Regions from separate parts of the Homo sapiens genome. Here region 2 is linked to region 1. A link is an interaction called in ENCODE POLR2A ChIA-PET data of the cell type or tissue named here. Cell type or tissue: K562. All regions are shown on one strand. Region 1 has its middle 2.8 kb from the start of SAMSN1-AS1. Region 2 has its middle 48 kb from the start of SAMSN1-AS1.

Region 1 (4,000 bases):
CGCGCCACTGCCCTCCAGCCTGGGCGACTGAGCAAGACTCGTCCTCAAAAAAAAAAAAAAAAAAAAAAAAAAAAAAAAGAAATATTATTTCCCCTCATTTTACAGTTGAGAAAATGGAGGCACAAAAAGTTGGTAACAGGTGCAAAGTCAGACAGCTAACAGGAGGTAGAGCCAAGACCTATAACCTAGGTCTTGCTTTTAGCTAGAGCTCCTGCTTTTAGCTACTACATTAGAGTGTTTTCCATATACGAGGGCAGACTCTAAGGCTATTATGTGATACGTGAGAAAGAGTATGCTCTCTGGAGTCAAACAAATTTGGATGGATTCTGGCTGTGCTACTTTTTTTTTGGGCTTGGATAAGTTATTTAAACCTTTTAATCTTAACTTTCTTAACTAAAAAATGGAAATAGTCAAGAAGCTAAAGTCAAATATTATAAATCTTCTAGTACTTAAGAGTGGTACTTTTTTTTCAATTTCCTTGTAAATTGCTCAAGGCATGTTTTATAACTTTACCTACAGCTCCTCTGGTCATGTGTGTTTTCAGTGAATGAATGGGACAATTCTGTGTATCCAGGGAGCCTACTCTCTACCATTTTCCTCAAAGAATCAGTCTCTTCTTAGACAGAAGCTACATTTTATAACATATTTAGAGGTCTCTTAAAAGGCATATTTTCTCTTGGAACTTTTTTTGCCTTTTAAGATTTGTGCATTAAGTCTGCAAAGACTAGAATTAAAGTAACTTGTGTTCAAAGTGCCATAGTAAATATAACAGGTATCTGATAACAGACTTCGAACTGATGAAACTGACCAACATTAATCATTTCTAAATATCCTCCTTCTTCTTTAATCTTCATCTTCTTTTCTGGGACTGCTGCACTTTGCAGGTTTTCTCTTAGAGTAGCTTCTTGGAGAGTAGCTGGTAATATAATTAGGACGTGCTTCTGATGACTCCCTCTGATATCTTCAGAAGCAGGATCAAGGCTGATGACTCCTTGGCAAGTGGCTAAGCTGTTGTATAGGCATCTGAACACAAATAGTCAGAGTTTTCTTCAAGAATAAAATCTGGACTCCCTAACTTGGCATTTCTGGATTTCATCAGTCTGGACTCAATCTAATTTTTCAGTCTTATCTGTGCACTACCCCCACCTTATTGATTTCCTATGCCGAACTGCCAAACTGAATGATTTGCTATTCCTAAAGGCTGTCTCACACTTTCTTCCCTCTATCTTTGTGACAGTGTGATGGCCTCTGCCTGATATGTGAATTCTCTCTGTTAGAACCCATCCCATCATCCCTTAGACTCAGATCAAATACTTCATCATCTAGAAAGCTTTTCTGAGTAACACCAGGCAGAAGTAGTCCCTCCTTCCTTTGAACTTCTACATTATTTGAGGGCATTATTCTTTCATTCCATATCCATGAAACACATCCTGCCAACCTACTATTTGCTATTCACAATATCAGGCACTGGAGATACAGAGCTAAATGATATCTACACTGCCCTCATCTTCATGGAACTTAACCATACTCCACTTGTGCTGGAATTAGTTCAGTATTTGTATACTTCCTATGAATAACTTATCTTTGTATCCTCCATAGTTCCTATAATGTAATGGGTCCTCAATAAATATCTGAAGAAGTGGCCAGGTGTGGTGGCTCACACCATTAATCCCAGCACTTTGGGAGGCCAAGGTGGGAGGATCACTTGATCCCAGGATTTCAAGACCAACCTGGGAAACAAAGTGAGACCCTGCCTCCAAAAAAAAAAAAAAAAAAAAAAAGTGAGCATTTTCTAACATGAAGTGCAGAACAGAAATAAATAAATAAATATTTGAGTAGCACTTGTTGCCTAAATAAATGGAGGTTAGAAACCAATGGACTTTGTTTCCATAGATCCAGATAAAGCATATTTCTTCTTGTTTTTCTAGCTGTTCTTATAGCCAAAGCTTTCCTCATTCTAATAAATCCAGTTATAGATAAATTATTTTGTACATGTGAGTGTTTGTGGATGTGTGTAGGTGTAGGGAAATACACAACAGTCATATTTTTCTTTTTTATTTAGGTAGTTTTGTCTATTTTAATATATAACTTAACGATTAAGTGAGTTTTATCTGCAGAAGGTCAAACATATCTACAGAATGCTCAGAATTTCAGATGATATTGTTCAGCATTCGTGACAGAAAAGCCTCAGTGGACTTGGAGAGAGGGTTCAAGAGCATGTTAGAGTTAAATTGGTTTGGTAAACTTAATGAGACCACTTACACTCCGGGATTTGAGACACTAAAGTGAAAGAAGTTGGATGAGTGCAAATTATTATTTTTGTATTCTACACATATATTCTATAACAACAACAAGTGAAAAATATCCAGTTTCATTTTAGCATAGCTGGTATTTTTTTCAATAGTAATTGCAGGGTTATTATTTAGGTTATTTAACTTTCATATTATAGAATGTAAAGGAGGCAGTGTTGGGGTTTGAAAAGATGTGCTTCTGTAATGAATGTTACTTACTATTAATGGCAGGTAGTCAGAGGCGACATTTTTGCAATTTAAAAGGGTAAGAGTGTGATTATATTTTTAAAAATATACGTGCCAAGATATGCAGATATGATGGAGCTGGGCCTAAACCCCACATTTCATGGGAAATGAATCTAATCTACAAGGACACTAGTTTCTCCTTGACTTCAAAAATTTTAGGAATAGTACAATCTTGGGGTCTTTTTTTTTTTTTTTTTTTTTTTTTGATGGATTCTCACCCTGTCGCCCAGGCTGGAGTGTAATGGCATGATCTTGGCTCACTGCAACTTCTGCCTCTTGGGTTCAAATGATTCTCCTGCCTCAGCCTCCCTAGTAGCTGGGATTACAGGTGCCCGCCACCATGCCCGGCTTATTTTTGTATTTTTAGTAGAGATGGGGTTTCACCATGTTGGCCAGGCTGGTCTTGAACTCCTGACCTTGTGATCTGCTTGGTGTCTTTGATTCTATTATTACATCAGAGTTTTTAGGTGGCCTGAAATTAACTCATCTTTGAGGAAGTCCTTGTTCACCCAGATATGCTTCCTGCTAAGCCCACTGTAGCCTCCCACTCTCAAGGTGGGTGCTGATGGATTTAATGCAGCTCCGACATTGCCGGCAGAGTGTGCTTGAGTAAACTCCTTACCCTCTTTCACCCACTAATTCCAACTCTGTAAGGTGGTTTCAGTCCTACTCACTCTCTTTCCTCTGAGTAACTCTTTGCATACCAAAAACACCCAGTAGTTAAGCAAGGTTATTAATATCTATTAGAAAAATTTAGTGAAATAGTGTTGGGATTCATCTATAGTAAGTAATATTTATTGCAAAAATCAAAGCACCCAGAGGTCTGTAAGATTGGAACATTTTATTCCGTTGAGATACTATAAACAAACGGAATCAGACAGGGAAATGTATTATTTGTCAAGGGCTCTTCACAGAAGTCAACAGAAAATGAGATACAGAGATGTTTAACATGAAGTTAAGTTGTTTGTAGTGTCTGTGGGATCAGGGAGTGAAGAAATATTTGTGATTATGGAATTGATATAAATTGAGAAAGGTAAAAGATCAGATTTATGAAAGGGTATACTCCACAAGAGAAATGGGAAAGGAAAAACCAAGGATGATGATCTTTTCTAACATCTGAGATGAGTGGTGTTGAGAGGGGATTTCAGCTGCATCTTAAGAAAGGGAATAGTCGAGGTGACCAAAAATAATCTTTGAAGCCAAGTGTTTCAAATCAATTTATAAGAAGAATAACTGAAGAGTACTTACGAAGCTCTGTAAGCTAAGAGCATGGCACATCTTAACAAAAGGAGGAAAATGAGCCATAGGCTTGGTAGGGAATGAGGGTAAGAAAGGATAGAGTTTGTGGGCTGTGAAGGAGACAAAGTCTTCCTTTCATATGTTTTTATAATAACACATATATTTTTCAAAATCTGGGAGACTTTTTCAGATTTATAAGGATAAACAAATTATTTTTATAAGAT
Region 2 (4,000 bases), 51 kb before region 1:
TAGAGAGCCCAGAATTATTGGGAACTCAAAACACATACTCTAAGTTTGCAGGGATTACACCGAGAAGGCACAGTATAAACCAGCCACCAAAGATTGCTGCTGCTTCTATCACAGTTAGGAAGTGGCCAAATCAAGCAGCTACTACCACAATGGCTGGATCCAGAACCACTCTCTCCACTGAAGTTTGTGACATTAAAAATAGATGCACACACCTTGCTGTTTCCCTGTGTTAGTCAGGTTTTGTATCAGTGTCTTAAGTTAGCATCTGTGATAGATGTGACCTAAACAGCATATCTTATTCTAGTAGCAAGAGAAGTTAGATGAGTTTTTTTCCTTCCCTTCCTTCCTTCCTTCCTTCCTTCTTCCTACTTCTCTTTTTTCTTCTCTTCCTCTTCTTATTCCTTCTTCTACACATTGATTTTCAGATCAATGAAAGACAGATGTCCACTTCAGCAAGAAAATATATATTCAAAATATCTAGAGAGTAACATAAGTAATGGTGATTAAATTCTGATTTATAAGTATCAAGCCTAACATCTGTAAGAATCCCCAGGAGGAATTCCTAAAAATAATGCAATACAGTAATTAGAAGCACAAAATTGGGGGGAGGAAGTCAAACAAACATTATAAAAATCCCATCTTGGGTGGGGCATGGTGGCTTACGCCTGTAATCCCAGCACTTTGGGAGGTGGAGGTGGGCAGATCACGAAGTCAGGAGTTTGAGACCAGTCTGGCCAATATGGTGAACCCTGTCTCTATTAAAAATACAAAAAATTGCCGGGTGTGGTGGTGGGCACCTGTAATCCCAGCTACTCGGAAGGCTGAGGCAGGAGAATCGCTTGAACCCAGAAAGCCTGGGTGATGGAGCAAGACTCTGTTTCAAAGAAAAAAACAAACAAACAAACAAATCCCACCTTGGACAAGTTCTTTAAACTCTTTAAGCCCTTGTTTCTTCTCCTATAAAATGAGAAAACTATTTGTTACCTCTTAATTATCAGGTGAGAATAAAAAGTGACAATGTATTTTATACTATTAGCAGGAAGTCTGGGACAAGGTAAATGATCAATAGCAGGTGTTAACTCTAAGTACATAACTGTGGTTCGTAGTTTAATGGTACAAGTCCCATGGAGAACATGAGATTTAAGCTTAGCTTAAAAAGGAAGAAATAGAGTTAAAAATGATGAAAGAGAGGTGTTTAAGATGTTGTCACTGCACAGTGTCCCAGAACCTTTCACAAAAGGTCTTAAAAAACCACTTAGAGTCTAGTGTCTTATAAATGGGTAAATGGACACATTGAAAGGTGACATGTCATCTTAGAATAGGTGAGTAATGGAGAAGTCAAAGTAGGTGACTCCCAAGTTGGTATTCTAACCACTTAACTGCATTTCTTACTTGGCTTAAACTATTAAAATTGAGAGTTTTTTGTTCTGTCTTATATTATCATCAACATTGACATAGCTATTAATAACATAGACACTAAAGGAAGAAAATGAGATTAACAATGGCATCCATCAGCTAGGTCTTCATCAAACTATGGACAAGAGGAGTCAATGTCAAAACAGTGCACGTAATCTTTTCCTTGACTTTGAGATTGTGTAATGACTCATAACAAGCCAATATGTAAAACACAGATTACGTTGACTAAAAAGACTGCACTTTTCTTTCATTTTTATTGTTTCCTGTTATATCTATGATTACATACAGCTGTTCTTCTGCCACCAATTCACATATGAACACCTTTTGGTAGTTTTAATTGGTTTCGTCCCGTAAATAGAGACTTATGTTAAAATAAAATGAAATCAATAGATGAAGGTTAATTGTGCTCTGTTCTTTTTTTTATTTCCTAGGCTTACAGGAGAACTACTAATTGAATCTGATGAAAGCCATGGTTATCTCTTTAATCATCTCTAAAAAAAAAAAAAGCTGTAAAGCAAAAAAGCCCATTCCTACTTTAATTTTCTCTTAAAAGCATTTGTCATCACTACTGACATTGGACCGAACTACTATAGATCAGGAAGCATGGATTGTTTCTACAGAAAGGGATTTTAAAGTTCCTGTTCATCAGCCTTCGTTTTATACATGGACACCTGATTGAGCTGTGGGTGGGTTCCTGGGTCTTGTCCAGTTTAGTAGCAGCCCTGGGAGAGCAAGCCAGGTTCTGGGGTACCAGTTCAGTGCTTTTCCATTGCAAAGATGGAATTTGACATTTTTACCCATCGGATTTCCTATCACATTTTTTTGCAAGTTTGCTTGGCTTGCTCTTGTTTCATTTGTGGCTATGAAGATTAAAGAAGATAATAAGTGGCAGGAAACATGGCACTTAATAAACATTAGTTGTTCTTTCCCTTTCTAAAACCTTGTGTAAATATAATTTTATAAATCACATTTAAGGACACTTAAGAGACCTCTGTTTTAAGACATCTGGAAGGGAATCTTTTTGCAAAGGAGGAATCTTTTATAATGCAAATAACCATCCCCTAGGTAACCTGTTTTGCCATCCTGGATATTTATAGTGCTCTGAGAAGAGTTTGTTGCTTTAGGATTGATATAAAGCTCTCTTCGCACACTAGTAGACAAATGGCAAAGTTCGTGCAATTTACCAGCCCTCTTCCTGATGGATTATGGCCCCGTGCATTCTCCAGGCGCTATAAGCTACAGGACCTGCCCTGCGATGAGAGGCTGTGTGTGGATGCTGTACACCACCCTCTTAGAGAAAGCAGAATTCACTAGCTGTATGGGGTTGTTTCTTGAAGACAGGAGCTGGACAGGCTGGCAAGCAAGCCTTACTTTTCCCATCAGAAAGAGCTGATTGTAGCTTTTCCTTCTTCATTTTATTCTCACAGGAGGATAAAATCTGTTTTCCCTGAGAACCATAACATTATTACAGTAATATGCTGAGGGGGCTCTCTAATGCACAGACTGTCATCTAAATTCATTGGTTCCTGAAGTGTCCGCTTTTAATTAACTGTGCTGTCATAAATTGCTGGGCATTCTTTGATGATGATGATGGCAGCTACAAAATAATTAATACCTTTAAAACACATCAGTGTGCTGTTTACACACTTGTCTTCAAATAGTACTAAATTATTAGTATTAGGGCTTGAAGAAGGGTGTTCTTTCTGAGTTATTTAGTAGTGACATGTGGTATTACATTTCTCTGCATTTTTGTAGCTAATCTCCCTTCTGGCTAATAGTGCTTCTTTGTGAAATTTCTGACCTAGATGATCAGTAGATTTTGGATCTATGCCGTCAAGCATAGAAGTAGTATCAGGTAGTAGTGAAGACACCACGCACAAAACCCTAGTTTTATCACTTACTAGTTGTGTGAGCTTAGGCAAGAATGTTGACTGCTCTGTGCCTCTGTTTACCCATCTATAAATTTACCTATAAATTGAGGTTAATTGTAATAGTATCAACCCTACAGATTGTTGTGAGGATTAAATTAATTACTACACAAAAAGCATTTAGAACTATGCTTGATACTGTATGTATTCCACCGTTATTATTCTGCAAATGTGTAAAATCAAGAAATCACAAAAAGGATAGGATTTTATCCTTGTCATTCTTAGTAACTTGCTTTTTAACTGACTGGGCTCTGACATTTACCAACATTCCCCTTTGCCAAAGTGATCTCATTCATAACTTGGGAGACTTTTCTGTCACTGGAATTTTTCCATTCATTTGCAATCAGGTATGGAGGAAGGCAGTAGGACTTTTTCACATTTGTGATGACTTGTTACCAGTCACATAAATCTTCTCGTTTTGAAAATACAGTTGGTAGCTCAATATATATTTTTTCATCTCTCTGATTGCCTTAGATACACTGAAAAATTAGTCTATGAACTTTTTCTTTTTTTAATTTTAAAATTGTTTTATTTTATTATTTCATATTTTAGTTGACACAATAATTGTACATATTTGGGGAGTATACAGTGGTATTTCAATATATATCATGTATAGTGATCAGATCAGAGTAAGTAGCACGTCCATCATCTCAAAT

What was found. Peaks named below come from ENCODE experiments on the same cell type or tissue, not always from the same donor. Only the 100,000 strongest peaks of a DNase experiment are listed, where the experiment ranks them.
Region 2: POLR2A ChIA-PET joins it to region 1 with 6 read pairs; 4 of 35 experiments call an interaction of 5 or more read pairs at or near these places.

Annotation. Positions count from the first base shown.
Region 1 is chr21:14,577,423-14,581,422 of GRCh38, reverse strand. It overlaps a transcript of SAMSN1 not described here. Among named protein-coding and RNA genes, the nearest start is that of SAMSN1-AS1, 2.8 kb to the left of the region's middle. RefSeq lists an enhancer at 2,941-3,235. In K562, no CTCF peak of the experiment used is centred here; no DNase peak of the experiment used is centred here.
Region 2 is chr21:14,628,308-14,632,307 of GRCh38, reverse strand. It overlaps a transcript of SAMSN1 not described here. Among named protein-coding and RNA genes, the nearest start is that of SAMSN1-AS1, 48 kb to the right of the region's middle. In K562, no CTCF peak of the experiment used is centred here; a DNase peak (open chromatin) is centred at 1,567.